Regions from separate parts of the Homo sapiens genome. Here all the other regions are linked to region 1. Evidence: chromatin contacts called from ENCODE Hi-C or POLR2A ChIA-PET data. All regions are on one chromosome and are shown on one strand. Each heading gives the region's core, a stretch centred on a gene start or an enhancer-like site at or near the end of the contact. The rest is flanking DNA. Distances are from core to core; before and after follow the strand shown. Region 1 holds the start of ASB16-AS1 (ASB16 antisense RNA 1). Region 2 holds the start of HEXIM2-AS1 (HEXIM2 antisense RNA 1). Region 3 holds the start of ACBD4 (acyl-CoA binding domain containing 4). Region 4 holds the start of DCAKD (dephospho-CoA kinase domain containing). Region 5 holds the start of EFTUD2 (elongation factor Tu GTP binding domain containing 2). Region 6 holds the start of ETV4 (ETS variant transcription factor 4). Region 7 overlaps ADAM11 (ADAM metallopeptidase domain 11).

Evidence for each region. A loop is a pair of places that touch in the nucleus more often than their neighbours do. ChIA-PET counts read pairs that join two places held with the same protein, here RNA polymerase II (POLR2A). Pooled maps may share reads with other maps.
Region 2: a pooled map shows a loop between it and region 1 (17-fold over the local background). The contact joins the promoter of HEXIM2-AS1 here to the promoter of ASB16-AS1 in region 1. A Hi-C loop is called at or near these places in 7 of 50 pooled maps. POLR2A ChIA-PET finds 5 or more read pairs at or near these places in 3 of 52 experiments (CD8-positive, alpha-beta T cell, HepG2 and naive thymus-derived CD8-positive, alpha-beta T cell).
Region 3: a loop to region 1 is called in a pooled map, with 6 times the contacts of the local background. The contact joins the promoter of ACBD4 here to the promoter of ASB16-AS1 in region 1. A Hi-C loop is called at or near these places in 3 of 168 maps with a recorded cell type or tissue (naive thymus-derived CD4-positive, alpha-beta T cell, sigmoid colon and transverse colon) and 14 of 50 pooled maps. POLR2A ChIA-PET finds 5 or more read pairs at or near these places in 3 of 52 experiments (Panc1, activated T-cell and naive thymus-derived CD8-positive, alpha-beta T cell).
Region 4: a loop to region 1 is called in a map with no recorded cell type, with 13 times the contacts of the local background. The contact joins the promoter of DCAKD here to the promoter of ASB16-AS1 in region 1. A Hi-C loop is called at or near these places in 1 of 168 maps with a recorded cell type or tissue (CD8-positive, alpha-beta T cell), 1 of 37 single-sample maps with no recorded cell type and 9 of 50 pooled maps.
Region 5: a map of CD8-positive, alpha-beta T cell shows a loop between it and region 1 (8-fold over the local background). The contact joins the promoter of EFTUD2 here to the promoter of ASB16-AS1 in region 1. A Hi-C loop is called at or near these places in 1 of 168 maps with a recorded cell type or tissue (CD8-positive, alpha-beta T cell) and 6 of 50 pooled maps. POLR2A ChIA-PET finds 5 or more read pairs at or near these places in 1 of 52 experiments (activated T-cell).
Region 6: a pooled map shows a loop between it and region 1 (8-fold over the local background). The contact joins the promoter of ETV4 here to the promoter of ASB16-AS1 in region 1. A Hi-C loop is called at or near these places in 1 of 37 single-sample maps with no recorded cell type and 5 of 50 pooled maps. POLR2A ChIA-PET finds 5 or more read pairs at or near these places in 1 of 52 experiments (GM12878).
Region 7: a loop to region 1 is called in a map of naive thymus-derived CD4-positive, alpha-beta T cell, with 27 times the contacts of the local background. The contact joins the enhancer-like site here to the promoter of ASB16-AS1 in region 1. A Hi-C loop is called at or near these places in 1 of 168 maps with a recorded cell type or tissue (naive thymus-derived CD4-positive, alpha-beta T cell) and 7 of 50 pooled maps. POLR2A ChIA-PET finds 5 or more read pairs at or near these places in 1 of 52 experiments (PC-9).

What each region holds. Positions count from the first base shown.
Region 1 is chr17:44,184,937-44,189,201 of GRCh38, forward strand. It overlaps ASB16-AS1 (ASB16 antisense RNA 1), which reads right to left and starts at 1,781. Exons shown (of 3, transcript NR_049730.1): 1 at 1,629-1,781. TMUB2 (transmembrane and ubiquitin like domain containing 2) reads left to right here and starts at 2,036. Exons shown (of 4, transcript NM_001076674.3): 1 at 2,036-2,173; 2 at 2,740-2,807; 3 at 4,086-4,265. The coding sequence starts at 2,773. RefSeq lists an enhancer at 1,360-1,894.
Region 2 is chr17:45,159,206-45,163,470 of GRCh38, forward strand. HEXIM2-AS1 (HEXIM2 antisense RNA 1) reads right to left here and starts at 2,333. Exons shown (of 3, transcript NR_186789.1): 1 at 2,256-2,333; 2 at 125-287. It overlaps HEXIM2 (HEXIM P-TEFb complex subunit 2), which reads left to right and starts at 2,670. Exons shown (of 4, transcript NM_001303441.2): 1 at 2,670-2,826; 2 at 3,283-3,430; 3 at 3,545-3,654. The coding sequence starts at 3,589. RefSeq lists enhancers at 1,305-1,920, 1,921-2,536, 2,190-2,419, 2,537-3,152, 2,570-2,769 and 1 more.
Region 3 is chr17:45,132,871-45,136,936 of GRCh38, forward strand. ACBD4 (acyl-CoA binding domain containing 4) reads left to right here and starts at 2,817. Exons shown (of 10, transcript NM_001135705.3): 1 at 2,817-3,083; 2 at 3,238-3,362; 3 at 3,630-3,750; 4 at 3,822-3,906. The coding sequence starts at 3,275. RefSeq lists an enhancer at 369-438.
Region 4 is chr17:45,049,758-45,054,022 of GRCh38, forward strand. It overlaps DCAKD (dephospho-CoA kinase domain containing), which reads right to left and starts at 1,875. Exons shown (of 5, transcript NM_001288655.2): 1 at 1,604-1,875. RefSeq lists a silencer at 1,516-2,015.
Region 5 is chr17:44,896,872-44,901,136 of GRCh38, forward strand. It overlaps EFTUD2 (elongation factor Tu GTP binding domain containing 2), which reads right to left and starts at 2,574. Exons shown (of 28, transcript NM_004247.4): 1 at 2,498-2,574. DNAAF19 (dynein axonemal assembly factor 19) reads left to right here and starts at 2,858. Exons shown (of 4, transcript NM_213607.3): 1 at 2,858-2,988; 2 at 4,119-4,265. The coding sequence starts at 4,128.
Region 6 is chr17:43,543,917-43,548,181 of GRCh38, forward strand. ETV4 (ETS variant transcription factor 4) reads right to left here and starts at 2,424. Exons shown (of 13, transcript NM_001079675.5): 1 at 2,269-2,424; 2 at 1,642-1,752; 3 at 1,358-1,451; 4 at 1,059-1,106. The coding sequence starts at 1,701. It also overlaps a transcript of DHX8 not described here. RefSeq lists enhancers at 1,013-1,790, 1,791-2,568, 2,690-2,849 and silencers at 1,620-1,679, 1,720-1,769, 2,220-2,339, 2,390-2,529, 2,550-2,599.
Region 7 is chr17:44,774,142-44,778,406 of GRCh38, forward strand. It overlaps ADAM11 (ADAM metallopeptidase domain 11), which reads left to right. Exons shown (of 27, transcript NM_002390.6): 12 at 154-238; 13 at 351-441; 14 at 557-608; 15 at 1,071-1,170; 16 at 1,253-1,324; 17 at 1,443-1,535; 18 at 1,986-2,066; 19 at 2,604-2,654; 20 at 2,758-2,821; 21 at 3,025-3,124; 22 at 3,341-3,460; 23 at 3,554-3,722; 24 at 3,811-3,925; 25 at 4,011-4,101. Among named protein-coding and RNA genes, the nearest start is that of ADAM11, 17 kb to the left of the region's middle. RefSeq lists a silencer at 1,750-2,069 and an enhancer at 1,907-2,407. Within about 2 kb of position 2,275, at least 9 of the 41 ENCODE cell types and tissues checked have a DNase peak (open chromatin) inside an H3K27ac peak, as active enhancers do.

The DNA.
Region 1 (4,265 bases), core at 531-3,030:
GGGATCCTCCTGCCTCAGCCTCCCAAAGTGCTGGGATTACAAGTATGAGCCACTGTGCCCGGCTTTGTGAATGTACTTAATGCCACTGAATTGCAAACTTAAAAATAGTTAAAATGGTTTTAAGTTTTATGTTACGTATATGTATATATTTATCTTTAGAGATAGAGGTCTCCCTGTGTTGCCCAGGCTGGCCTTTAACTCCTGGGCTCAAGTGACACTGCTGAGTCAGCCTTCAGAGTAGCTGGGACTACAGGTGCATGCCACTGTGCCTAGCTATGTTTATTTTACCACAATGAAAGGACTTACAAAAAAGAAGCTAGACACCGAAGAGGATACACAGTTGGATTCCATTTATAGCAAGTACAAAAACAGGAAAAACTAATGTATGGTGACAGACGTCAGAATAGTGATTACTCTTTGGAGGTTAATGGCTAGAAGAAGACATGAAGGGGGAGATTCTGGGGTAATTCTTTCTTTTTTTTTTTTTTCCTGAGACAGAGTCTCGCTCTGTCACCCCAGCTGGCGTGCAGTGGCTCCATCTCAGCTCACTGCAACCTCCGCCTCCCAGGTTCAAGCCATTCTCCTGCCTCAGCCTTCTGAGTAGCCAGGATTACAGGCGTGCGCCACCACGCCCGGCTAATTTTTGTATTTTTAGTAGAGACGGGATTTCACCATGTTACCCAGGCTGGTCTTGAACTCCTGACCTTGTGATCCGCCTGCCTTAGCCTCCTAACGTGTTGGGATTACAGGCGTGAGCCACCGCGCCAGTCCTAATTATCTATTTCTTGATCTAAGTGCTACTTCTGCCAGTGTTCAGTTGGTAGAAGCCACCGAGCTTTTTGCTTATGTTTGCCCCTGTCTGGATTATTTATCCTTTAATCAGTAGTTCTCCAAAACCCCAAACTCCAGCGCTTTTTTTTTTTTTTTTGGAGACAAGGCCTCCCTGTCGGGTGCAATGCAGTGGCTCAGATCATAGCTCACTGCAGCCTCGAACTCCTGAGCTCAAGCGATCCTCCCACCTCTGCCTCCCAAAGCGGTGGGATTACAAGAGTAAGCCACTCCCCCCGGCCACAGTAAGTTTTTAGAAAAAATTTTAATTGCGGCCGAGCGCGGTAGCTCACGCCTGTAATGCCAGCACTTTGGGAGGCCGAGACGGGGGCGGATCACCTGAGGTCGGGAGTTCGAGACCAGCCTGACCAACATGGAGAAACCCTGTCTCTACTAAAATACAAAATTAGCGGGGCGTGGTGGCGCATGCCTGTAATCCCAGCTACTCGGCAGGCTGAGGCAAAAGAATCGCTTGAACCCGGGGGGGCGGAGGTTGCAGTGAGCCGAGATCGCGCCATTGCACTCCAGCCTGGGCAACAAGAGCGGAACTCCCGTCTCAAAAAAGAAAAAATTTTAACTGCAAAAATCTGGATAAGTTCTTGAAAGCTGGACTTTTCCCCCTTTTTGTGTCCTAAGCCTGCGCCGAATCTGTGCCTTCTTTGAAATGCTTTCCCGCCTTCTTTCTCCGGGTCCCACACTACCTGGGGCCGCACTCTTCAAGCACTGGATGCTGACTAACTGGTCTCCTTATCTGTCTTCCCGACTGGCCCAGAGCTGAGTTCTTACTAATCCCCGCTAACCTGGAGTTAGGTGCGCGTTGCAAAGCAGTAACGAATCCAATCAGCCGGGGAGGCAGACAGCAGGGCCGGAAGAACAAAGCTGGAAAGGGAAACGTCGCACCGGCTCTGCCCAGCGGCGCCAGCCCGGGCAACCTTCCGCAGTCGCGAAGCCACGCCCCTTTCCCAAGTACCTCCGCGCTAACTCCTCCCCCCTGGCCCCGCCTCTCACCCTGGATTGCCTAAGGCCCCGCCCACCAGGCGTGGCCCCGCTCTGGGAGGGCCGCAATCCCGCCAACAATGACTCCACCCCTCCTTCCGCTGAGAAACCTGTCCCTTTTATTTAAAGAATACCTTTTACGTCAGCCCGTCTTACGCAGCTTCGCGTCATCAGTGCAAGGCGCGGAGGCGGGACTTCCTGTCCCTGGTATAACAGCTTCCGGGAGAAGCCGGAAGAGACCGGACCCTGAACAGAATCGCAGATTGCCAGCCCTTTTCCCGACCCCTACGGAAAGACGAGTCCAGGGGCCGTCCTGGCGAGGTCAAAACATTTAGTCTGGTCTTTTCAGGTGAGGACTTCCCCATCCAGGCACAGTGCCGGTCCAATCCCCCTTTAATTTCCCATGACTCCTCGCGTCCTGAAGCCCCGCCCCCAGTTCCCCAGCCCCGCCCCGAAGTTTGAGGGGTGTGGACGGTTTGTGACCCCCTTAGCCGACCCTACTCCTCACTGGCCGGGACAACTGGTCTTATCACGGAGGCTGGGGCCAGGCAGCCCTTCGGTTCGGGTGGGCCCATGGACCCCAGTCCAACGCCGAGGGAATAGGACCATCCAAAAGCGGAACCTTCGCCTCAGAAAAAGGGTGCGGGACCCCTCCTCACCGTGCGGTCACGGTACGGACAGGGTAGATCACAGGCTGAGGGACAGAGCAAAGACCCCTGAGGCCGGACACCTGGGGTCCTGCCGGGCCCCTCCCCACGAGAGTTCCCTGTGTCTGTGCCAATCGTTTTCGTCTTTCTTTGCCGCAGTTTCTTTTCCTGTAAATCATGGTTAATAACATTAACCTTCTTACCATCAGGGGTTAGTTGTGGTTGTGATAAATAATTACTACCGTTATTAAGCAATTGCAATTTGCAGTGTGCCAGGCACTGTGCCAAGTATTTTGCTTCGATGATTTCACGTCATCTTCAAAACAACCTCATGAGGTAGGTACTGTTTTTAACCCCATTTTACTGATGAGAAAGCTGAGGCTCTGAGAAAGTTGTCTGAGGTGTTATAGCTAGTAAGACGCAAGACTGGGGTTATAATTAGTTGTTTTTCTAACTCCAGGGCCGGTATATTAAATAAGGATGTTGATGTGTTCCACAGATAATTCTTTGAGCAACTACTGGGGCATTATATTGGACACTTCAGTACCAAGAGAAATACATACGATCCTTGTCTACCAGGAGTCTAATAGAAAGATGGACAGGTACATAAGTATAATGAAGTTTTATAGGTGCTGTGAGAATAGTCTGATAATGGTAATCACCAGACTGGATTTGCCCAGGGACAGCTGTGAAAGCAGCAGATTCTCCAAGGGAAATAGTAGGTACTCCAAGGAGCAAGCAGGGACCCTTCCTGCCTTTCTAAGAAACTGCAGCAGCAGAACCTTCACAGTGAAAGAAGAGAGACTGAGATATGGATTGTGAGAGCTGTTATGGAATCTTTTTCAAATCACTCCACTTGGGGAGTGGTCATTGCAGGAGTGGGCCCATGGTGACCCAGGAAGGTGGTGCTTCTGGTGTCTGTCCCAAGTTGCTCCCCAGGGCTTGCCAGAAGTTTCAGAGGCGGCACATAATGTCTGCTGCATAGTATCTGCCCGCGGTCCCTACAGAGTTATCGTTTTAGATTTGTCTGACTCTGCTTTTGATGGTAGGTCAGTTTTCTTTGGCTCTTGACATCTGGCAGCCTGGATCTGTGACCAGGAATGAAATAGGCTCAAATGAGACAATCTGGCAGGGATGGCTAAACAGTGCTTCCAGGGGGGCCCCACAGTAAAATATTCCAGGCTTTTGGGTCTCTCTGAAGCCACTTTGGAGGCTGCTTAGGAGGCATATTTGCTTGACCAAGCGATAGAAATCCTAGAGAAACTCAGGCCTCAGCAAAGATTTTTCCTCATTCACCAAAAAAGCAACAACAGTAGCAGCAGCAGCAAGGCTGTGGGCTTTTCCTGCTGATCCACACTCATTGGGAAGTTGGAGTTTGAGAGAGGAAGGTCACAGAACGTGAAAGCAAGAGTTTCACAATAGAGGCAAAGGGTAGGGTAGGTCTTTAGGTTTAGGTTGGGGTGCCGGAATTAGGAAGGTTTGTGCCCCCTTCTACACAACACTGAACTCCTTTTTTTTTTTTTTCAGGGCTGGGTCAGTTAGAACCTAAACAAACTAGAGACCTGGTTGCAACCCCTCAGGCTCTGCTGATGCTGTCCCCCTTTGTTCCTGCAGCGTGGACCCTGCCAGCAGCCAGGCCATGGAGCTCTCTGATGTCACCCTCATTGAGGGTGTGGGTAATGAGGTGATGGTGGTGGCAGGTGTGGTGGTGCTGATTCTAGCCTTGGTCCTAGCTTGGCTCTCTACCTACGTAGCAGACAGCGGTAGCAACCAGCTCCTGGGCGCTATTGTGTC
Region 2 (4,265 bases), core at 1,083-3,582, 970 kb after region 1:
CCCAAGTGTCTAGGATCCTCCATTAAATTCTTGACAGAAGACCCACAAAGATCGTCTTTAAAAGCCTTTTCTGTTCCTATGACTATTTAAGTCCTACCAAGTTAGTTAGCTTTTTTAAACTCACATCTCTTGATCAGTGTAGAGCGAACATGTCATATGTAGGTAAAAAATCAAACCACAGTAGGCATCAAGTGTACTGAAGCTTCAGTTAGGAGTAAGTGGTTCCAGTTTTGGATTGAGGACCCTAGTCAATGATGATCCTATTTTGTAATCCAGTTGTAAAACATCTGGGGAGCAGAGGGAAAAAAGTTAATGCTATGGAGTTGTCACTCCAACTGAAGAAAAATTATTAATAGGAGGAGCAGAACTTCAGTTCTGGAAAACTTTTTTTTTTTTTTGAGACAGAGTCTTACTCTGTCACCCAGGCTGGAGTGCAACGGTGAGAGGCTCATGGCAAACTCTGCCTCCTGGGTTCAAGCGATTCTCCTGCCTCAGCCTCCCGAGTAGCTGGGATTACAGGCACGCAACTCCACACCCGGCTAATTTTGTATTTTTAGTAGAGAAGGGGCTTCACCATGTTGGCCAGGTTGGTCTCAAACTCCTGACCTCAGGTGATCCACCCGCCTCCACCTCCCAAAGGGCTGGGATTACAGGTGTGAGCCACCGCGCCAGGCCAAGTTCTGTTAAACTTTTAGTAAGGCTGAAGGCTTAGGCATGTTTTGACCATTTGTAACTGATAATAAGACTCATCACAAGGTACCCACAAAATTCACTGCCAGTCACTCTGCTACGTCAAAGCCTCTCCTACTTCAGCACCTACCTAGGCATAATTTTAACTGACATTTTAGCAATAAAACTTTTATTTGAAGATATCCTTGAGCCACAAATCTCTCTGGATTTAGATTTCAAGCAGTAGGAAGTAAGATGGTTTAACCTGCAATTCAATAAAAGAACTTCACATCAAACTTCAATCTTTAAGAAGCTGCTACAGCTATAATGTAAGGTTAAGAGTTTATTCTTTCAAAGCAGGTCTCCTCATCTCTTAAACGCTATACATATGAAGTAGATAAAAACTGGTTTCTTTTTTGGTAGCATTTAGGATCTACAAAAGTGATCCTTCAATTACTTGGAATTTCAAAAAATTGAGGTTACCTAGTAACAATGCACCAGTAGAACACAAAATACTCTGACTTTGTTTAGTCTGTGGGAAAAGAAAAATCTTTAAACTGGAAAGATTTTGTAGTCTTACAAAGATTACATTGGAATTGGAATTACTGTAGTTCGTTTTTCCCTCTAGGAGGGCAGCCATTTCTCTAAAAGTTGTGTAAAAGTTAAGACTAGGATTTCAAAATGCAAGCAGATGTTGATGAAGCATACGAAATGGGCAACTCCGTTTCTATTTCGGAGCCGCAGCGACTCCGACTTTGTGCCCCAACCCTGTAAAGGGCAAAACCTCATCCCTTCGGTGTAAACTTTCAAGAGAAGTGGGGCAGCACACTTTAGGCGTTTCACCAAGAGGCTGGCGACATGCTAGGTCAGGTTGTCCGGAGAATCGGGGCTGAATGGGAGAGATCTTGAGGGCAAGAGCCTCAGAGACCTTCAGGCACCGAGCTCGTGAAGGTTTCCAAGTGCCCCTCTCTAGCTGCTCCCAGGGGGAATTAGTGGTTGCTACAGTAGTTTAAGAGGGTCGTGGTTTTTCGCAACCCGGGCGGCGAGATGGCGCTTTGGTGTAAGCGAGGTAAGGTGGGTGCACTGGGATCTCCGCTCTCGGAGCCTCCAGCTGACTGCCACGCCGACTTGTGGCCAGACCTGCGACCTCCGCCCTCCCCCGCGGCGCCAGCCTCTGGAATCTGGCGTCGCCCCCACCTCTCCAGTCGAAGTGGGAGTCCCTCTGTGCGGGGCCTCGCCGCCATACCCAGGCCGAATGGGGGTGGGGAGGGAAGCTGGCAGAGCTCGGCCTCAGGATCCGCGCCCCTGTGGAAAGACCGCAGAGGGAAGCCGTTTCACCAGCCTCTCCCCTTCTGGGGTCTCGGGAAACACGCGGTAATTACCGAAGAACCCCGCACTCTGTGAGAGGCGAGGCTGCGGGGCTGCCGGGACGGTTTGAGGACCGGGCTCGGCCGAGGAGACTCCAACCTTCACCCTCCCTGGCCCCCGGTCCCACTTCCCGCCGTCTCCCGGCGCCGCCACTTCAGGTAGCCCACTCGGCCCGGCCTCTCCCCGCGCCCGGACCACCCCCCACGGGGTGCTCTCACTGCGCAGCGAGTCCCTCCGCTGCCTCCTCCCAGCCCAAAATGGCGGCGATGGCCGCCGAGCTTCTCGTCGCCTTCCTCAAAGGCCAAGGATCCCTCCGCGCCTGCTGCCCCGCCCACCTTAGCCGGATCTATTTTCTGCCCCGTAAAGATTAACGCCATCAATGAACTCTTTAATTGAGTTCGGAGAAGGCGGGTCCAGTTGTGCCTCCTCACAGCTAATCGTTGCCAAAAAAGCGAGAATATTGGCAGAAGGCTTGACCAATCAAAGAAGGCAGTGATGCGCGCGCGGTCTGCCCCCGCGCAAGGGTAGATGGGTTTTGGAGTCTCGGGTGTGGCTGTTGACGTTACAGGCCCTTGGATCGCTTTTCAGGCCAGAAGAACTACAATCCCCAGCAGGCACCGCGCGTCCAGGCTCTCTCTTCCCCCCCATCTTAGTGGCCTGAGCGGCTTGACCAGAGCTGCTGCAACTGCAGCAAGAGGTAGGGCTCAGGCGTTGGGAATTGCACCGACAGGCAGTCGCACAGAAAGGCACACAGATGTAGTGGTGTGCATAGCCCTTGACAGCGAATAGGTCAGTTCCACCTTTGCAAAACCTCTTTCCATGACTGTCTCCCTTCTTCCAAGAAATCCATCCTTATCCTAGTTGGGTTTCCCTCCCAGCTGCATGTAGTGCAAAGACCTCTTTCCCCTTTTCTCCTGTTTCCCTTTCTGAGAGGAAGGAGGGAGGCAGGCCAGGACCTTAGAGGAAAAGTCCTCAGCACTAGGCTGGCCCAGGTCCCAGCTGTGCTTCTGGCCTTTGGAGCCCAGCTTGGGGAGAAGGTTGGGGGTGCAGGGCTGCATCAAGATTGGGGCCACTGGAGACAGTGGGGAAGGACTCGTGAGCTTGCTCCATGTTCTCCCGTGGCAGCAGCAGCCCCGCTGCACTCCCAGCCTCCCCAGGCAGTCCTCCTTTGCCCCTTTGGTGGTTGGGGAAACAAAACTTACACCTGGCTTCCTGGCTGCCAACCTGGGCCTCGGTGACTTCCAGGAGGACAGTACAGGACATGAGTCCTGGTGAGGGACCCGAGGAGCAGGACAGAGAAGACGGCCCCTGAATCCCATTTGGCCCCTTGCTGGCTGGAGGTGTGAAAACCAGCGGTGGAGGCAGCCTTCGGGGCCTGCATTTGAGAATAAGGGTATGAAGGGCTGGGGTACAAAATGGCTGCCACTGCCTGGGCAAACAATTCTGGGCAGCCAGAGTATTCCTGACGTTCCTTCAGGATTTAGGTTTCTGTTGTTGTTCAAAGCAGGTGTCACTAGTTCCAGGCGTCTGCTGAAAGATTTGGAACAGAAGATGATGGCCACTCCGAACCAGACCGCCTGTAATGCAGAGTCACCAGTGGCCCTGGAGGAGGCCAAGGTAAGTCCCTGCCCTCCTGCCCACCCAAGCACCACGAGCACGGGTCCCACAGCTGAGATCCAAACTTCTTGTCCCAGATGTGTTGGTAGATTTGGAAAACCAGTATTTTGACGAATCAGTACTATGCACTAGGCAATAGGCCGGAATCCCAGTCTATGCTAGCTGATGAAATCTTAGTAACTGGCCGGGTGCGGTGGCTCACACCTGTAATCCCAGCACTTTGGGAGGCCTAGGTGGGTGGATCACCTGAGGTCAGGAGTTCGAGACCAGCCTGACCAACATGGCAAAACCCTGGCTGTACTGAAAATGCAAAATTAGCCTGGCATAGTGGTGGCGCATGCCTGTGATCCCAGCTACTTGGGAGGTTGAGGCAGGAGAATCGCTTGAACCCAGGGGTCGGAGGTTGCAGTGAGCCAAGATCTCGCAATTGCACTCCAGCCTGGGCGTCAGAGCGAGACTCCGTCTCAAAAAAAAAAAAAAAAAAAAAAAATCCTAGTAACCCTTTCAGGTAGGAATTATTTCCAATTCCCAGAAGCTAAGGTTCTGAGACCTGAAATACCTGTTCCAGAATCATGCTATCTACAAGCAACAGACCCAGGGTTTAAACTTAG
Region 3 (4,066 bases), core at 1,567-4,066, 950 kb after region 1:
CAGGCCTCAGCAGGGAACCAGAGCCGGGACAGGACGCAGGGCCGGGAGCGAAGGCAGAACCCCGGGAGCTGAGCCGCTCGGGGCAGCGCGAACCCGAAGGGATGGGCATGGGGGTGGGGAGGTTGGCAGTGACGTCATAGGATTAACCTCCCTGTGCCAGGCCAGGTGCTGCCCCCTCGGAGAGCCACAGTCTCGGAGCTGACGGACCTGGGGAGCGTGAGGCGGAGCCGAGCCTGGAGTCCCCAGCAACTGGTTCTGGGTTCGAGGCTTGGACAGGCCGGCACCCCAGCCCGGCACCCGCGGTGTAGTTGTCCGCGACGTCAACCCGTGGGTGGGCATCCGTGTGCAGGTTCTGGTGGCCGAGTCGGGTGTGCACTTACTATTTATATGCAAGCACCAGAGTGCGTGCGCGAAGTGGGGGACGTCCAGGTGGCAGCGTTTCTGCGGCCGGTGGCCTGGGTCCGGCAGAGACATGGGCGCACACCGCCACTTTGCGGCGGCCAGCGGCGTGGCATCCTACAGAGAGGCTAGTGCTCAGGGCCTGATTTGCCACCTACTTGCCCTGCTCTACCCCATCCTCAGATCTCCCAGGCCCAGAGATTCTGCACACTGGCTTGGGTCCCTACGCCACTCTGGGGTCCTGAATTTTCTTTTTTTTTTTTTTTTTTTTTTTTTTTTTGAGACGGAGTCTCGCTCCGTCGCCCAGGCTGGAGTGCAGTGGCGGGATCTCGGCTCACTGCAAGCTCCGCCTCCCGGGTTCACGCCATTCTCCTGCCTCAGCCTCCCAAGTAGCTGGGACTACAGGCGCCCGCCACTACGCCCGGCTAATTTTTTGTATTTTTAGTAGAGACGGGGTTTCACCGTTTTAGCCGGGATGGTCTCGATCTCCTGACCTCGTGATCCGCCCGCCTCGGCCTCCCAAAGTGCTGGGATTACAGGCGTGAGCCACCGCGCCCGGCCCTGAATTTTCTTCTTGATTATCGTATTCGCCTTTGTGCTTTTGATCCTGCCGTTCCTTCCTCCAGAAACAACCTTCCTTATTCTCCTGGTTTACCCTTTTGTTATTCTTGTTGTTGGATAGGCTAAGTCTACATTTCTTTTAATTGTTATGGACACTTAATAGTTGCAGAGAATTATGGAGAGGCATGTAATGTTTTGATACAGGTATAAAATGTGTAATGATCAAATCAAGGTAATTGAAGTAACCATCACCTCAAGCATTTATCATTCCTTTGTATTAGGAACATTCCAATTCCGCTTTTAGTTATTTGTATTTGTATTTTATTTGTTTATTAGAGACAAGGTCTCACTACTTGGTTGCCCAGGGTGGAGTGCAGTGGCATGATCATAGCTCACTGCAGCCTCAAAGCAATTCTCTTGCCTTGGCCTCCCAAAGTGTTGGGACTACAGGCCTGAGCCACCACTTCCCGCCCAGTTATTTTGAAATATACAATAAATTGGCCGGATGCGGTGGCTCACGCCTGTAATCCCAGCACTTTGGGAGGCAGAGGTGGGATGATCACTTGAGGCCAGGTATTGAATGAAGACCAGCCTGGGCAACATAATGAGACTTCTGCCTCTACAAAAATTGTTTTTAAAATAATTAATTTAAAAAGATACAATAGGCCGGGCGCGGTGGCTCACGCCTGTAATCCCAACACTTTGGGAGGCCGAGGTCGGCGGATCACGAGGTCAGGAGATCGAGACCATCCTGGCTAATATGGTGAAACCCCGTCTCTACTAAAAAATACAAAAAATTAGCTGGGCGTGGTGGCGAGCGCCTGTAATCCCAGTTGCTCGGGAGGCTGAGGCAGGAGAATGGCGTGAACCCGGGAGGCGGAGATTGCAGTGAGCCGAGATCACGCCACTGCACTCCAGCCCGGGAGAGAGTGAGACTCCGTCTCAAAAAAATAAATAAATAAAATAAAATAAACAAAATAAAAAGATACAATAAATTATTGGTAACTATAATCGTTGTATTGTGCTACCGAACACTGGATCTCATTCATTCTAACTGTATTTTTGTACCCATTTCCCCCCCTCCCCAGTACCCTTCCCAGCCTCTGGTAACCATCATTCTGCGATGTCCATTTTGCTTACTCTTTTTTTTTTTTTGAGATGGAGTCTCACTCTCGCCCAGGCTGGAGTGCAGTGGGGCAATCTTGGCTCACTGCAATCTCCACCTCCCGGGTTCAAGCGATTCTCCTGCCTCAGCCTCCCGTGTAGCTGGGATTACAGGCGCGCGCCACCACGCCCGGCTAATTTGTGTATTTTTAGTAGAGATGGGGTTTCACTATGTTGGCCCGGCTGGTCTCGAACTCCTGACCTCAGGTGATCCGCCCGCCTTGGCCTCCCAAAGTTCTGGGATTACAGGCATGAGCCACCGTGCCCGACCATCTTCCAAAACTGAGCTGTGATGTCCTTCCTCTAGAACACCTGACCACAGGACATGACTTTTTTTAATCCCCAGTGCCTAAGTGTCTAGAGAGCTGAGTGGGTTGCCTCGGATCGGCCAGGCCTGGATATCAGCGAACAGATGCGGATTTCCACCAGGGGGCGCTAGGACGCCACGACCTTTCACTATGTGCACCAGGGGGCGCTGCCGCCCGCCTTGGCCATCCCGGGCTGGGAAGTCCGACCCTTCGATTAAGCCCCGCCTGATTGGGAAAGGCTCTGAGAAACTATTTGCATGATCTTGAAAGAGCTGTGCTGAATGGTTGAGGTAGGTAAGCCGAATGTGAAACAGGCTCTCTCATTGGCCTAAATTCCCCCCCTCGATCTGCGTCGCCATCCCGGCCCTGCTGGACCCCGGGGTCAGTAGGAAGCCGCGGGGTGGTGGCGAGAGAGGACCCAGGTGTCCTGGCAGTGGGCGCCGCGGGGCACACGCTGGGCCAAGGTGCAGGCGGCCAGGGTGGGAGACTGTTCGCCCCGCCCTGAGTACTCCTATCTTGTTTCTCCACCTGTTCGGGAGTTGGAGATGTGCACCTAAAGGAGGCGCATCTGGGGACGGACACATCTGGCACTGAGGCCCTCGCCACCTGCCTCGCCACCTGGCGACCCTGACCCCACCACACTGCCTTGAGGTAGGAAAAGGAGGCTCCTCAACCACAACTTCTGACCTCCCAGGGTGTCTGAGGCCTCTAAAGAGCTTAGTTTGCCCCTCTGGGAAGTGAATCCTTGGCTTATGGTGCCGGGGGGACCCTGGAGGCCCCCTCACACGAAGGCTGCTTCTTGCAGAGTCGCTCAAAAGTAGGGCCCCAGGGCTCGCAGCAGCATGGGCACCGAGAAAGAAAGCCCAGAGCCCGACTGCCAGAAACAGTTCCAGGCTGCAGTGAGCGTCATCCAGAACCTGCCCAAGAACGGTGAGGCTGCGGGGACTCGCATTTGGACTCGCATTCAGGACGCCTGGGGTCTGACTCTGAAGAAAGAATGGTCCTGATCACTGCAGTTTTTGCAGACAAGCCCCTGCCTGGGCTGTCCTGGGGGTTCCCTCCGCTTCCTATCCTAGTCCAGATGCCCTGGGTGGGACCCATCACCACCTCTGCCCTTTCCAAGCAGGGTTCTCCCGCCCCTCCGCCCCTTGGAGCTGGGAGTGATGCTTTGCCCTGGCTTCCCAACTCTCTGCCCAGGTTCTTACCGCCCCTCCTATGAAGAGATGCTGCGATTCTACAGTTACTACAAGCAGGCCACCATGGGGCCCTGCCTGGTCCCCCGGCCCGGGTTCTGGGACCCCATTGGACGATATAAGTGGTGAGCTCCCTGCTGGCTGGGCAGACAAGCCTCAGCTGTCAAGCAGCCCTCTCACAGCCCTCTGCCCCCAGGGACGCCTGGAACAGTCTGGGCAAGATGAGCAGGGAGGAGGCCATGTCTGCCTACATCACTGAAATGAAACTGGTGGCACAGAAGGTAAGGGCTGCAGGTTCTCTGTCCCCAGGCTCCTGGCCAGGTGGCCTCACCCTTCCAGTTCTGACCCCCACTACGTTTCCTACACATGGACCCCCTCATGGGAATCACCACCTTCATGTTACCCCCAACCCTGCCTATCTTTGGCCCCTGACTGGGCACA
Region 4 (4,265 bases), core at 625-3,124, 860 kb after region 1:
CACCCAGGCTGGAGTGCAGTGGCACGATCTCAGCTCACTGCAACCTCTGCTTCCTGAGTTCAAGTGATTCTCCTACCTCGACCTCCTGAGTAGCTGGGATTGCAGGCACCCGCCACCACACCCAGCTAATTTTTTTGTATTTTTAGTAGAGATGGAGTTTCACCATGTTGGCCAGGCTGGTCTCAAACTCCTGACCTCAGGTGATCTGCCTGCCTCAGCCTCCCAAAATACTGGGATTACCAGGCGTGAGCCACCGCGCTCGGCCTCCCAGCAGGTAATTTTTTCTTTCTTTCTTTCTTTTGAGAAGGAGTCTCACTCTCTTGCCCAGGCTGGAGTGCAGTGGCACGATCTCGGCTCACTGCAACCTCAGCCTCCCGGGTTCAAGCGATTTTTCTGCCTCAGCCTCCCGAGTAGCTGGGACTACAGGCATGCACCACCATGTCCGGCTAATTTTTTTGCATTTTTAGTTGACACGGGGGTTTCACCATGTTGACCAGGCTGGTCTCGAACTCCTAACCTCGGGTGATCCACCCTCCTCAACCTACCAAAGCGCTGGGATTACAGGCGTGAGCCACCGTGCCCGGCCCAGAGGGTAATTTTCAAAACAAAGCTAAGTTCGTGGCTTGCCTGCCTTCAGCTATCAGCCCTCTTCTTCTCTCCTTAAGGTACAGGCACCAAGAGGGGCTCGGAGACCATTTAAACGTTATTTACCAAGGGGACAGATTCAGACCTTGGTGAAGACAGACAGAGGAGGATTTGGTGGGAATTTAGGGCCCTGCTGAGACAAAAACCACCCGAACCCGTCTGTCCACTTTCTATCCATCTACCAGATCTCTAGCATTTCACCCCTTTCCCCAGGCCTATGCCAGCACTGTGCCACACCAACTCAATCTTGATTTATTCAGGTAAAATGAGCACTCTCCCTCCTGCAAAAACAAACACGTTTAAGACATAAAACATATTCAAAGGCTTCCATTTCCTCACCGTTAGAATTGAGACTTAATGTCAAAGTTCACTTGGGTAGGTTGAATCATTTTCCCACAACTAAGGGAGAGTGAAAAATCTTTGAAAACTCTGTAAGCAAACACCTGAAATGCCAACGCCTCCTTTGCGGAGCTGGGGAAGGAAGAGACGGGTGGCCGGATGGCCTCCCTCACTAGTTGGTGGGCGTGAGATCCACGCCGCCCCAGTCCCGGGGGCCTTCACTAAAACCTTAACTGGCCTCCCAGGGGAGAGGGAAGCGGAGGAGAGGGGTCTGAAAATCGGAGATGATCACTCAGCTCAACAGTAAAGCACTTTATACCCACCCTATGGGACAGATACTGTAGCTTTATTCCCATTTTTCAGATGAGCAAACTTGGGATCGGAAAGATACCCCAAGGTCACACAACTGAAGTGGCAGAAGCTAGATTCAAGAATCAATCGGCCCGCAAAGTTCTAAAGGGCAGTGGCTTTGGTCTGATCCTGAGTTTGAATCCACAATCTCCAGCCCTTTCTAGCTGTAAACCTTCCTGCGCGTCCTCAGCCGTAAAACAGAGGAAATAACACGTTGCTTGGTAGGGTTGCTGTCAAGACAATGGGCCGTGGATATAAAAGCACTTGCCTTAGTGCTGGCCGCATACGACGCGCTCAATACATCGTAACTCAGGCTTTCAAAAGAGGCCCGTACGCCCCACTAGGCCGCGAAATTGGGTCGCCCGGGGCGGTGGCAGCCCCGCGTAGCAGCCGCGGCCAGGGCCCGCCCCCTCCCCGGCGCCCGGCTGGCTCTCACCGGCCCGCGTGGCGCGCTACGTACCCAGCGCCTCCGCCGTGGCCCAGGCCTCCGCCTCTAGCCCAATCTCCGCAGCGCTTACAGGCCGGCTCAGCGGGCGAGGCGGGACCTCGGGAGCGCGCGCCTGCAGACCGGACGTCCGGCCAGCAGGCGGGGCCGGGAGAGGTTGGACGGGCGGGGCCGGGAGAGGTTGGGTGGGCGGGCGGGGCCGGGAGAGGTTGGGCGGGCGGGCGGGCGGGGCCGGGAGAGGTTGGGCGGGCGGGCGGGCGGGGCCGGGAGAGGTTGGGCGGGCGGGCGGGCGGGGCCGGGAGAGGTTGGGCGGGCGGGCGGGCGGGGCCGGGAGAGGTTGGGCGGGCGGGCGGACGCGGGAGAGGTTGGGCGGGCGGGCGGACGCGGGAGAGGTTGGGCGGGCGGGCGGACGCGGGAGAGGTTGGGCGGGCGGGCGGACGCGGGAGAGGTTGGGCGGGCGGGCGGACGCGGGAGAGGTTGGGCGGGCGGGCGGACGCGGGAGAGGTTGGGCGGGCGGGCGGACGCGGGAGAGGTTGGGCGGGAGAGGTTGGGCGGGAGGGCGGCCGGACGGACGCGGGAGAGGCCGGCGGGGAGAGCTCGGCCCCGGAGCACGGCACAGAGGTCCCCCGCAACCCCCGACCCGGAGCCATAAATTTTCCTTTCCCCGGAGCCGGGAAGGAGAGGGAGAGAGAGGAGAGGGGCAAAACTGCAGGGTCCTAACTTCGGATATAAAGCTCGGCCACTCGCTACTTGTGCAGCCTTGGCAGAGGTGATCATGAGCACTTTCCACCTGCCAGGTCCTAAGAGCACTTTGTGGGATTATCTCAGCCCGCACAGTCCGCAGGGTGGATACTATCATCATCCCCATTTTACACAACAGGAAACTATGTTTAGCGGTTAATCCATTTGCCCTCTCATACAAAGTCATGTGATTGCAGAGCCCGCATCCTGTCCATACAAGCCTAGCAAGCCACTCAGCCTCTCATCCTGTCTCCTCTCAAAGTGGGGATAATCGCAGCCGTGCAGCGTTGTTGAAAGAATACATAAAAGCCGGGCACGGTGGCTCACACCTGTAATCTCAGCACTTTGGGAGGATCACTTGAGCCCAGGAGTTCGAGACCAGCCTAAACAAGAGTGAGACTAACCCCCGATCTCTACAAAAAAAAAAAACAAAAAACAAACTAGCCAGGCATGGTGACAGTGTGGTCTCATTTACTCGGGAGGCTGAGGCAGGAGGATGGCTTGAGCCCAGGAGGTCAAGGCTGCAGAGAGCCATGATGGTACCACTGCACTCCAGCCTGGGCAACAAAACGAGACCTTGCCTCAAAAAAAATAAAGCATCTAGGCCGGGCGCTGTGGCTCACGCCTGTAATCCCAGCACTTTGGGAGGCCAAGGCGGGTGGATCACCTGAGGTCAGGAGTTTGAGACCAGCCTGGCCAACATGGCAAAATCCCGTCTCTACTAAAAATACAAAATTAGCCGGGCGTGGTGGTGAATGCCTGTAATCCCAGCTACACGGGAGGCTGAGGCAGGAGGATTGCTTGAACCCGGGAGGTGGAGGTTGCAGTGAGCCCAAGATCCGGTCACTGCACTCCAGCCTGGGAGACTACAGCAAGACTCTGTCTCCAGTTAAAAAAAAAAAAAAAAAAAAAAAAAAACTAGTTATCTAGTTATGCCTCACATATAGCAGGAAGTTGTTTTTGTTTTTTTTTTGTTTGGTTTGTTTGTTTGTTTGTTGAGACAGAGTTTCGCTCTATTGCCCAGGCTGGGGTGCAGTGGCAGGATCTTGGCTCACTGCAGCCTCTGCCTCCCAGGTTCAAGCGATTCTCCTGCCACAGCTTCCCGAGTAGCTGGGACTAGAGGTGTGCGCCACCACATCCAGCTAATTTGTTTTGCTTTTGAGATGGAGTTTTGCTCTTGTTGCCCAGGCTGGAGTGCAGTGGCATGATCTCGGCTCACTGCAACCTCTACCTCCCGGGTTCAAGCGATTCTCCTGCCTCAGCCTCCCAAGTAGCTAGGATTACAGGCATGTACCACCACACTCGGCTAATTTTGTATTTTTAGTAGAGATGGGGTTTCACCACGTTGGCCGGGCTGGTCTGGAAATCCTGACCTAGGTGATCCACCCACCTCGGCCTCCCAAAGTGCTAGGATTACAGGCGTCAGCCACCATGCCCAGCACATCTGGCTAATTTTTGTATTTCTAGTAGAGATGGGGTTTGGCATGTTAGCCAGGCTGGTCTCAAACTCCTGACCTCAGGTGATCCACCCACCTCGGCCTCCCAAAGTGCTGGGATTATAGGCATGAGCCACGGTGCCTCACCAGCAGGAAGTTTTTAATTAACACCTACCCTGTCTCCCTTCCCTTTCCTTAAACTGTATCTCTATTCTCTACTTCCTTTAAGGTAGGAATCTTGCCTATCTACTACTACAATACCCAGTGCCCTGCACAGTAGGGATTCAGTATATTGAGGAATTAAGTAA
Region 5 (4,265 bases), core at 1,324-3,823, 710 kb after region 1:
TCACTGAATAAATGGTTATGAGGATTAAATAAAACACCCTGTGTAAAGAATTTACCAGAGTCCAGCTGGGTGCAGTGGCTCACGCCTGTAATCCCAGCACTTTGGGAGGCTGAGGTGGGTGGATCACGAGGTCAGGAGATCGAGACCATCCTGGCTAACACGGTGAAACCCTGTCTCTACTAAAAATACAAAAAATTAGCCAAGTGTGGTGGTGGGCGCCCGTAGTCCCAGCTACTGGGGAGGCTGAGGCAGGAGAATGGTGTGAACCCAGGAGGCGGAGCTTGCAGTGAGCGGAGACAGCGCCACTGCACTCCAGCCTGGGTGACAGAGAGAGACTCCGTCTCAAAAAAAAAAAAAAAAAAAAAGAATTTACCAGAGTCCTAGGCTCAATAAACGTTAGCTAGCATTATTTTTTGCCATCCTTGATCATGAGAACCCTGTGTTCCATGCACCTGCTTCTTCTCTTCACTTCTTTTATGATACTAAATTTAATTTTAAAATAATACCAAAAAGTGGCAAGAACAGTACAAATAACTTTCTTTTCCCCAAATATTTGACAGTATGCTGCTGACACAATGCCTCTTCACCTCCTAATACTTTAGAGCAAGAGTTGACAAACTCTGACCTGTGGCCAAATCTGGCCCCTCCAACTGTTTTTGCATGGTCCTCCAGCTAAGAATGCATTTTACATTTTTATTTTTTTATTTTTTTGAGACGGAGTCCCGCTCTGTTGCCTAGGCTGGAGTGCAGTGGCACGATCTCGACTCACTGCAACCTCCGCCTCACAGGTTCAAGCGATTCTCCTGCCTCAACCTCCCAAGTAGCTGGGATTACAGGCACCCGCCATCACACTTGGCTAATTTTTGTATTTTTAGTAGAGACGGGGTTTCAACCATGTTGGCCAGGCAGTCTCGAACTCTTGACCTCAGGTGATTAGCCCACCTCGGCCTCCCAAAGTGCTGAGATTACAGGTGTGAGCCACCGCACCCGGCCACATTTTACATTTTTAAATAATTGAGAAAAAAGTACCAATGCTAACACAGCCAATAGCCAAGACAGCACCTTGCATAAGTAGGAACTGGATAAATGTTAACTGAATGGGATGTTTAATTTTAAGATGCTGATATTTCTTGGATTAGACTGATACCTCCAACTCCCTCAATGCCACCTGCTGGGTGCTGAATGTAGAGAGAGAATTGGAGCTCCAAGGACCAATAATTAAATGTAAATTATTATGGAAACTTTCACATGCATATTCTTTTTACTTCTAAAAAGCTACTATCGCATTTATGCTTATCTCATTCTCCCAAGACCCCAGTCAAGGGATTGAAGAAATTATTTATTTATTTTATATATATTTTTTGAGACAGAGTTTTGCTCTTGTTGCCCAGGCTGGAGTACAACGGCACGATCTCAGTTCACTGCAACCTCCGCCTCCTGGTTTCAAGCGATTCTCCTGCCTCAGCCTCCCGAGTAGTTGGGACTACAGGAGTGCACCACTACGCCTGGCTAATTTTTTTGTATTCTTAGTAGAGATGGGTTTTCACCATGTTGGCCAGGCTGGTCTCGAACTCCTGACCTCAGGTGATCCGCCCGCGTCTTTCTCCCAAAGTGCTGGGATTACAGGCGTGAGCCACCGCGCCCGGCCGATTGAAGAAACTGTTATAGAAAGCTGTTCATGGAACAAGCCAAGCTCATTTCTGCCTCAGGGCCACTGCACTTGCCTTTCTCTTTGTCCAAAACGCTCTCCCCTTTGATATTTTTCACCTTGTTCCTTTATTTCAATCAAGTCTCCACTAAAATGTCATCTTCTCTGTCACTCTAAAAAGTCCCCCATACATACTCTCCAACTTCCCACTTTCACTGTTTTATTGCTATTCACAAATGTTATACATTTATCACTAGCTGACTTGTATCTAGTTGTTTACTGTTCATTTCCCCAACTACAATTGAAGCAAAGACTTTGTTCACTTAGTACTGTGCCTAGCATAGACTAAGCCCTCAATAAGTATTTACTGAACTAATGAATGACTCTAACAAGGTACACAGAATATAGCTGATTTGCCCACAGTTACACAAAACTAGCGACTCATGGTAACAAACCTCACTGCCGCTTCCCGCTACAATGCAGGAGCTCAGAGGACTTCGGAGGGAACTTGGCAAAGAACGGCTGAAAGCGGCACGGATAGAAGAGGAAGTGAGCGAGGGGACTGGACAGTTAGAGCACCACTCCTACCTAGCGATACGATTTTACGGACTGAGGCTATAGAGGCAGCCCCGAAATCGAGGTGTGTGCGTGTGTGCGCGCTTCGGAAGCCTTGGGAAGGCACGAGGACGACAGGGTCTTCCATTCTTTTTCCCGCTCCAGGCCTCAATTTACCGATCCGTAAAGCGAAAGGGGCCAATAGCATATAAGGCCCCTTCCAGATCTGACGCTTTTTAATTTCCTATCCCACCTGGAGCAACCCTTCCGTGCCGCTGACCCGCTTCAACTTACCTCTCGCCTGCTCAGCTAAGAGTTCCCAGGCCGCTGCCGGAGATCGTGCTTCCGCCCCACGCCGAGGAAACGCCTGCGCCCGCCGCCAGGAAGGACCCCGCAGACGCCGCTGTCGCCTTTCTGCCCGGGAGGACAACCCTCTGCCTGAGGACCAGTTCCGAGGTATGCCCGCCGCGGACTGGCAAGGCGGAGTAGCGGGTCCCCAAGACGAGTAGCCCAAGACGTGGGCTGCTCCAAAGAGGGTGAGAGCTGAGGATGAACGAATCTGATCAGGCGCCTCGGGACCACCCTGAAAATGGGGGGAGGGGCCTTCGGGCAGATCACGTGGTCAGGCTGTTAGCGCAGTTGCTAGGCAACCACAGCTGCGGGCGTGGTCTGCGCGGGGTTGCCCTCCTGTTCTGGTTTATCAGGGGATCCCCAAAGAAAGCAAGGGGACCAAGGCCGGGACTGCTGGGGTGAAGGTCCGGGAGGCTGAGTAAGGGGACGGAAGGGTTAGTTCTATGTATTAAATGCCTGGGGAGGGCTGAGAACTGGACACCTGATTTCGGTTACTGGCCACCCCAGCCCCTTCTTGGCGTTCAGATTCCCTACGTTGGGGTAGGGTGGCTATGGGATTGGTTGGGGACTTCCTGCTTCCTTGCGCTAGGGCTGTTGGTGATGACCCCGCCACAAAATCTAGCTCAACTCACTAGGAGTTTGCAGTTCAGAGAGGTCCCACAAGTAAATGCCAGAGCCACGACTAGAACCCACGTAGAGAATCTCTCTGCAGTGGCTCACGCCTGTAATCCCAGCACTTTGGGAGGCCGAGGCGCGCGGATTACTTGAGGTCAGGATCGAAAATTGCTTGAACCCCGGAGGCAGAGGTTGCAATGAGCCAAGATCGCGCCACTGCACTCCAGCCTGGGCAACAGAGCCAGAAAAAAAAAAAAAGAAAAGAATATCTCTGTAGAAATGATCAGTCAGCCTCAGATATGCAGAAACTACAGAAGTACAGTGATAGAACTAAAGGCATTGCCCAGGTACCTAGGGACCTCTGTTCCAGCCCTGGGCTGGACAGAGGGATTTGGGGATGGGGTCATTGAGCTCCTTCCTTTGCCCCTTCTACTTGATTTCCTGCTCAGTCATTGCATCTGGTTTGGGTGAAAGTCTCCTTCCTCATTAAAGACATTCAATGAAGAATGAAACTTTATCCCCGAGCTCAAGGGTAACTAACAAGAGTTCTGCCTTTGTGTGAGGTCCCCTGTCGAAACGACTTGCTGTAGAACAATCCTATGGGGGAAGAGTGAAGAAACTGAATTCTGAGATCCCAATGCCTCCTCGACTGAAGCACCAAAATTAAAAATATTTTTAGAGGCAAAGAGCAAAATTAAGACAGAACTCCAAATTGAAAGTCAGGACTCTGTATTCTATTTTCAGGGACAAGTCTTGTGTAAGTCCTCACTGTGAAATTCAACTTGTCTTTGTAAAATAGAAAACCAGATTTTTGTAACACCTCCCAATCTGAGTGACATGATGTCCAGAGTGCTTTGGGGTCATTTTGTGTTCTGGTGAATAATTCAGAGGTACCCTCTTTCCCCTGATATTGACTGTCCACTGACATGTATTCCCTTTGCCTTCCCAGGCACAGGCCATGGAAAGGAATGACATCATCAACTTCAAGGCTTTGGAGAAAGAGCTGCAGGCTGCACTCACTGCTGATGAGAAGTACAAACGGGAGAATGCTGCCAAGTTACGGGCAGTGGAACAGAGGGTGGCTTCCTATGAGGAG
Region 6 (4,265 bases), core at 1,174-3,673, 640 kb before region 1:
CTTTTTACTCCGAGCTTCTATGGAGAGTTCCAGGGTAGTTGGATTTGAGCTTTAAAAAAATTAGATACCCAGGGTGGAGGGATGAGGAGATCCTAAGGAAAATACCTCAAAAAGACCTCAAAAAAGGAGTTCCTAGTGTTTTGGCTTCTTCATTTTCATAGTGTTAAAATAAACCCTAAGATGGGGGTAGTTAACCCTTCCCTCTCAGAGACTGTCTAAACCACCATTTTCCCTCCCACCTGCAGCCCCACCAGCGACACCCTCAGGCCCCACCAAAACGCACTGAAGAATCCAACCAGGAAACCTCCTGAACACACCACTTCCCCATCAGACCCAGCCACGGACCCAGCCACGGACCCCACCCCAGCCAGCTCACAGCTAACTCCCCAGCACACAGGAAGGGGGGAATTTGCCTGGAGGCAGAGGTATTCAAGCGGGATGGAAGAGGGAGGAACACTTGCTATTAGAATTACAATCAAGGCTATTTGGGGAGGGAGCCCTGGGCTCTCTGTGCCAAAGGACTGCCGAAAAGAATTATTTAAACTTTTGTTGTTCTTTTGGCTTGGACAGTAAATTGTTTGGTGCTGGGGGTTGGGAAGAAGAGAAACCCAGGGGATAAGAATCAATGCTTGGGCAACTCTGGAGGATGAGTGACAAATTAATTTCTCCCCCCACCCCCCACCAACAACACCCCAACATGCACCTTGGCCTGGCGGCTTCTGCAAAACAAACTTTACAAATGAAAATTTCAACCAGGAAAATGGGCCTGGGGCCAAGTTCCATTCAAATAAGCAAATACCCCACACAATGGTCTGATTCATCCTCAAGCCTAGTTACACAAGCCTGGCTCAGGGTAGAGAAAATAAATATCAATATAAGTGTCCACGCTGGGTGCTGGGGTGAGTAGAGTGGCAAGGGACCTGGGGAGAGGGCCTTGGAGAACTCCTTGAGGCAGGGAAGGGAGAGGAGAAGTGTAGGGCTTAGGGTGGAATACCAGGGGCTACGGAGTGTCCCCCTGTCCAGCCTCCCAAAATAGAAAAGGTCACAAAACTACTCACCTTCAGCGAGCCACGTCTCCTGGAAGTGACTTAGATCCTGGAAGAGATCTGAGGGGTAAATAGTGGAATTGGAGGTGAGGTGGAGGGGACGGTAAGAGAGAAGGGGCCCTAGCAAGACCCGGTGACTCCCCTGCCTTGGGAGTAGGGACCGAGAAGAATGACCAAAATCCCTTGGAGGGCGAGTTTTTTGGGGAAACAGGCGGGGGTTCCAGAATCGGCCGTGTGTGTGTGTGTGTGTGTGTGTGTGTGTGTGTGTGTGTGGCGGAGGAGGGTCGCGGTTTGTCTCTCTTGCTCTTTACCTTCAGAGTCGAGGGGCGGCAGGGAGCCCGGGTCCATGAGCTTCCCCAGCGGGCCGATCAGCGCTTCGCGCAAGCTCCCATTTCCGGGCGATTTCTGCGAGAAGCGGGGAGAATGCCCGCGAGTCACCCTGAGGCGCTTAGTCTGGGGGACGAGGTTGGGGTCCTCGGGTGACTCAGGGGCGGGGCAGCCCAGGACTCCGCTGGGACTGCGGGGAGGGGGGCTGTGGTGAGAGTAGGGGCTGGGTGCGGGGCGGGGCGGGCGTGGAGGCCGGCGCGGCGCTCACGCTGCTGAAGGTGTAGGGCACTTGCTGGTCCAAGTATCCGGCTTTCATCCTCCGCTCCATCCGGCCGCTCCCTCCGGCCGCACGGCCGGGGCCCCAAGCGGGGGCCGAGACCTGGTGGGGGAGGGGGCTGCGTTCGCACACCGTCCAGGGAGGGCTGCGATGGGGGCGGGGAGGGGGCAGTCCCAAGGCTCTGGGTCCGACGGCGAAACTTCTCCGACTCACTGGGGCGATGGCGAGGTTTCCGCCTGCCAGGCCGAGCGCCACCACCACTCCCCTCCCGCCAAAGGCCAAAGGAGGTCCCACCTGCTCCCAGGAGCCGGGCTCGCCGTTTCTGCTTTCTGCAGCCCTGCTTTACCCGGGCTCGGTTACATAAGAACGTGTGTGTGTGTGTGTGTGTGTGTGTGTGTGTGTGTGTGTGTGTGTACGCGCGCGCGCGCGGAGGAGCAGGCGAAGCGCACACCATCGCATGCCCACAACTCCCGCGCCCCCTCCAACCCTGAATCCCAGCACCTCCCACCCCCGCCCTGGAATCTGCGGAGGCGGGTGGTGAGAGTGAGTGTGGTGTGCATTGGAGGCGAGGCGGGGAATCACAGACACTCTCCCTCCCTTTCCCTCCCGCAGCCTCACCTGAGGCCGGGGCGTCTGGGCTGGAGCCGCGGGGGGTCCCGAGCATGCCCTGGAGCCCGCACCGAGGGCCGCGGGGCTAGGCCGGAGTAAGGCGGCCCCGGCCCCGGGTCCCCAGCGCACCGACTTGTTTTTCGGGCGCAGCAGACAGTTGTGAGCCCGGGGGAGCAGCTGATTGGTGCATTTCCTTCGCTCGGCCTCAGCTCTCCACCCCCCGCCCCGCCACACCGCCCCCCGTTTCCCTTTGTTTCATTGACTTTTGTGAATGGAACCCCAGGGCTGGGCACGCCCGCCAATCCGGAGAGTCGTCCGGCCTGGCCGGGGGGCGGAGTTTCCCAGCCGCGGGGGCCAATCAGAATGTAGGGGTTGGCTCCCGGCTTCATTCAGTGCTCCGGCTCCCATTCATAAAAAAATAAAACTCGCGGCTGGAGTTCATTCATAAAGAACCGAGAGAAAAAGAGAGAAGCCGAGGACCCCGCGGCTTCTTCACCGTCTCGCCACGGTCTTGGGTCTGATGCGCCGCGTGCTCCTCCGGCTGGCGTCTGCACACGTCTCTGCATCTGCGTGTACGTGGGAGTATGAACATGTCTGTGTGCGCCCAGGAGGGAGGCGACCGGGCTTGTGTGCCCAGAGGAACAATAATAACTAGCATTTATGAAGCGCTCCGCTTCCACGTGCTCATTTCGTTCCCATAACCCGGCGAAATGGATCGTTTGTATCTTACAGATATTAAAAATGAAACTCAGAGAGGGATGGTAACTCTCCTGAGGTCACTCAGCTAGTCAGCACCTCTGGGGTTTACAGCCTCAAATCCCTCACACTCTCCTGTACACCCCTCTGAAGCCATGATTAAATGAGTTAAGCTATGTGACAACTGATACACAGTAGGTGATCAATAAATGTAAACTGGCACAGAATCCAGGCTTTTCCTCAAGGGTCTGTTCTCTGCAGAGCTGTTTTGTGACCCACTTTCTACTGATTGCAGCAGAAACCAGAAGCCCCAGGGTAGATGATTTCCGAAAGTGTAGCTCCCTCTCAGCCATCTTCCCTCTTATCTGAGAGCCAGCAAAAGGAGCAAAAGCCCCAAAGGTTCTGATGATCTGGAGGCAGGATGGGTTTCAGTTTTAGCTAAGAAGCTGGTCATAGTCTCTGTCATCTCATCCATTCACCACTTCTTTCAATAAACATTTATCGTGTCAGATACAGTGCTGGGTTCCAGGCAAGCAGCTATGTCCAAGACAGACATCTGAGGGGACCTGGGGTGCTTGGGCTGTGGCCATGGGGGCACAAAGGACATGAATCCTCAAAGGCCTTTTTGCTGAGACAATTCTCTATGTCTCCAGCCTATGCACTCCTTTGAGGACAGCCTGATTTTTTATCCTGCCTGTTTGTGATAAACACAAAAGAATGTTCAAATGCCAGGCCAGCAGGAGTGGCTTCCCAAATTCATCTAACCTAACACCCGCCACTTTACAGATGAGGCAGTGGAGTTTCAGAGAAGGAAATGACACATGTAAGCTCTTTGGGCCTGTCTGGCCAGAACTAAGGCTAAAACATACAATTGCTGTTTAGTGTTCATAAGGGCTCATTCCATGAGATCTGCTTGTGCAAATGGAAGTAAACTTCCCTTTCTATAGGTGCTGTAATATTCTATAAGGCTCATGTCTATTGTCCCTCTCCTCCAGGAAGCCTTCCATGATAGCCTGAATCAGTTCCTTTAGCCATATACAACATTCTTGACTATATCTCTGGTGTGGATGTTTTTCATCCTGCCTCATGGTATAGACATCCTTATCTATGGAGAGCTCTCCAGAGCTCATTTGCCTCTGAAAGTCCTCCTCAGCCTGTTAGCATGCTTATGAGGGTGGCATGAAATGCTTGTGTAGTGAATAGGTACAATAAAGACCAAATTAATTGAGCTTAGCAGGAACCCTGCCCAAGGAAGGAGAAACAAGCCCAAGCAAATCCCAGCTTTGGGCTGGATGGAACCAGTTTAGAGA
Region 7 (4,265 bases), core at 1,025-3,524, 590 kb after region 1:
GGGTCTTGCCTGGGGTCACCAAGGCTGATGTAAAGGGCCAGGCTCACCTCCTGAGGAAGGACTCTAGTGTGAGGGGCTCCCCAAGGCCCCACCACCACCCGGGGAGCCACAGGGGAGGGCAGGAGGCCATCCTGACAGCGCACTCCCTTCCAGGGGCAGGACCTTCCAGAGCACGAGCAGCGGGGCAGCCTACGTGGGGGGCATATGCTCCCTGTCCCACGGCGGGGGTGTGAACGAGGTGAGCAGTGGGGGGACATGGCTGGGGTGGCGGCTGAGGGAAAGGGGCTTCAGGGGCACGACGTGCCTGTTGGAAGATGTAGACATCTGTGCCCCATCTTCCCCACCCCCAGTACGGCAACATGGGGGCGATGGCCGTGACCCTTGCCCAGACGCTGGGACAGAACCTGGGCATGATGTGGAACAAACACCGGAGCTCGGCAGGTATCCTCCCCCAGAGGCCCCCGTGTGGCCCACGCCCAGCAGCTCTGGAACGGGAGGGTGACAGTGGGAGGGGTGGTCCTTGGCCTCCCTCATATCCGCCTGGCTCACCCCTCAGGGGACTGCAAGTGTCCAGACATCTGGCTGGGCTGCATCATGGAGGACACTGGGTGAGTTCTTGGGGACAAACCGGGGGAAGGTCTTGGGCGAGGGGAGTCTTAGAGCGAGCATTGTTTGGCAGTCTGGACCAGGGGGCTCAAGAGGCCCAGCTCACAGAACCACTCAGGATCCCAAGAAGCCCAGTTTTCCGCAAACACTGCCCCGGGAGACCCAGATTTCCCTGCTGGGACACCAAAACCGGCCAGGCTGCAGTGCGCATCGTGGCCACTGGGCGCCGCCCAAGCCTCGCATGGAGACACCTTCCCTCCAGCGCGGCTGCGAGTCCCCAGGTTCAGCGGAGGGGATGGGAGCGACAGGGACAGGCGGGAGGATTCTGGTGCAATCCCGGGGCAGATCCTCCGCCTCCTCGCGATGGTGACGAAGTCCCCCAGTGTACCCCCTCCCCAGCCTTGAGAGGGGTGAGGGTGGGTTGGAGGGGAGCAGCCAGCAGCACCTCCCCTCGCCCTATCCAGGTTCTACCTGCCCCGCAAGTTCTCGCGCTGTAGCATCGACGAGTACAACCAGTTTCTGCAGGAGGGTGGTGGCAGCTGCCTCTTCAACAAGCCCCTCAAGGTACCAGCCCCGCGGCGGGGAGCATGGGAGCGGGCCCTGGGCGGGGTCCGGGCCAGACTCCCGACCTGTCCTCCCGGTCCAGCTCCTGGACCCCCCAGAGTGCGGGAACGGCTTCGTGGAGGCAGGGGAGGAGTGCGACTGCGGCTCGGTGCAGGTGAGCGGTGGTGCGGGCGCCAGGTGGGGAACCGGGATGCGGGGGTGGGCACGAGGGAGCGTCTGAGTGGGAGGATTAGGGCTCGCCCGCCTCCTTCCCCTCCTCCCGCGTCCCTCAGGAGTGCAGCCGCGCAGGTGGCAACTGCTGCAAGAAATGCACCCTGACTCACGACGCCATGTGCAGCGACGGGCTCTGCTGTCGCCGCTGCAAGGTAAGCAGGACCGGCCGGGAGGCGGGGCCAGGACGCAGGAGGAGCGATTGGAGGCCTTCATATAAGGGGTGGGAGCTAGGGAGGGAAGCGGAGCCTTCGGGGACGAAGGCCTCTGGGGCAGGGCTTGATGCGAAGACAGCGCCAATGGGGAGCAAGGGGCGGGGCTGAAGGATGTTGAAGGCGGGGCTACGAGGAGCGGGAAGGGAAGGCTGCCCAGAATCAAGGAGGGGCGGGAAGGTGGGCGGGCTTGGGGGCGGTGCTGAGTGCGCTGGGAGCGAGGTGGGGAGCGTTCAAGAGGTGGTGGGAGCAGGGAAATAAGAACAGGCCTGAAACGGGGCCCTGGGGAGCTGGAGGGCCCGGGGATGTGGGGGTCCAGAGAGCGAGGGGCCTGGGGAGGGCAGGGCCGAGGCATCCATCCTGCCTGACTCGAGGAGCGCGTCTCTTCCCTAGTACGAACCACGGGGTGTGTCCTGCCGAGAGGCCGTGAACGAGTGCGACATCGCGGAGACCTGCACCGGGGACTCTAGCCAGGTCCGCCCGGCCCCGCCGTCTTGTGGAGCCCTGGGCGAGGCAACCCCTACCCTTGTCGATTTGGTTTTCCCGGACGAGTGCTCAGCACTCCCCTCCTCTCCACAGCTGGCATCGACCTCCACTGATCAGACTGTTTTCTTATCTGAGAAAGGGGTTCTTCATGCTCCTGGCCTTGTTCCTTCAATCATTAAACCAGAATGTATCGTCTGGCTGGTATTCCCAGCGCCTGGCCCGGTGCCTGGTGTAGGTTAGGGATCAGAGTAGACGATAATATTAGTTAACATCTATTACAACCTAATTACATGCCAGGCATTTATCTCCCAGCCCTACGAGGGAGGGAGGCTGGAGCGGCTCTGGGGCTTGCAAATCCGTGTGGTCTGGGTCCAGAACCAGACAGATCGCTTGTCCTAGGCGTGGAAGAGCCCTGTGGCATGAGCCCCCAATGGGGGGCACTTGGTACCCCAGCATTCCTCCCTGGGGCAGCCCTCAGCTCCAGTCCTGGGACTGCTCCGCTCAACCCCACCCCTCTCTCCACAGTGCCCGCCTAACCTGCACAAGCTGGACGGTTACTACTGTGACCATGAGCAGGTATGATGGCTGCCCCCTGAGCCTGGGATTCAGGGCAGTCTCTTGTCTCCACTCTGACCACTCAGCATCTCCATCCCTTGCCTCTTAATTCTTGGACTCTCAGGGCCGCTGCTACGGAGGTCGCTGCAAAACCCGGGACCGGCAGTGCCAGGTTCTTTGGGGCCATGGTGAGTCTGGCTAGGGCTGGGAGTGGGGACTCCGGAGGACCCAGAGCTGAGAAGCTGGGGAGAGTGGGTTCCAGCTGAACAGGCCCCCAAGTGTGTAGCTCCCCAGGATCTCAGGGACCCAGGCAGAGTGTGGGAGATGCAGGCCTGAGGTCTTGGGGTGGGTCCTGGGGCGCGTGGGGTCACTTGGCATCCTCTCCCCACAGCGGCTGCTGATCGCTTCTGCTACGAGAAGCTGAATGTGGAGGGGACGGAGCGTGGGAGCTGTGGGCGCAAGGGATCTGGCTGGGTCCAGTGCAGTAAGCAGTGAGTACTGAGGCTCCCAGAGGGCCTCTCAGCTCCAGGGCAGGTGTGAGACTTTTCAGAGATGGGGCAGCAGGTTCTCCCAGGAGGAGCCTGTCAGTCCCAATGGGCGGGCACGTGGCAAATGAGGTGGCAGGGTGCAGGGTGAGGGCAGATTAGAGTTCAGTAGTTGAGTCTGAGGTCAAACTTGGGGCTCACTGTCTCTATATGCCCCAACAGGGACGTGCTGTGTGGCTTCCTCCTCTGTGTCAACATCTCTGGAGCTCCTCGGCTAGGGGACCTGGTGGGAGACATCAGTAGTGTCACCTTCTACCACCAGGGCAAGGAGCTGGACTGCAGGTGCTGGCCAGGACCAAGACTAGGGAGGGGAGGTTGCAGCTGTGCTGGGGGTTAGGAGACAGGGGGCTGAGGCTGGCTGTGTCACTTCCCCAGGGGAGGCCACGTGCAGCTGGCGGACGGCTCTGACCTGAGCTATGTGGAGGATGGCACAGCCTGCGGGCCTAACATGTTGTGCCTGGACCATCGCTGCCTGCCAGCTTCTGCCTTCAACTTCAGCACCTGCCCCGGCAGTGGGGAGCGCCGGATTTGCTCCCACCACGGGGTGACTGCCTGGAGCCTGGGATGGCGGGAGAAGCTTACAAGAGGGGACAGGCCCCTGCTCACCTCTCCTGGCCCTGCCCTGCCTCTAGGTCTGCAGCAATGAAGGGAAGTGCATCTGTCAGCCAGACTGGACAGGCAAAGACTGCAGTATCCATAACCCCCTGCCCACGTCCCCACCCACGGGGGAGACGGAGAGATATAAAGGTGAGGCTGGAGCTGGCCGAGGGGGGTCTGTCTGTCCTGCTCTCTATGCCTGTCCTTGCCAGCTAAGCCCTGCCATCCTCCCCAGGTCCCAGCGGCACCAACATCATCATTGGCTCCATTGCTGGGGCTGTCCTGGTTGCAGCCATCGTCCTGGGCGGCACGGGCTGGGGATTTAAGTAAGAGACACACACACCCTGTGCCCCCTGGCATCCTTGAGGGGGGATCAGAATCCCTACTGGTGGAGCTGAGGGGGCCCTCCCTGAAAGCCCAACTGAACCAGAGCTCACACGTCATAGGTCCAAGTAGCCTGCAGGGCTTAACATTTAGAAACTAGGAGATT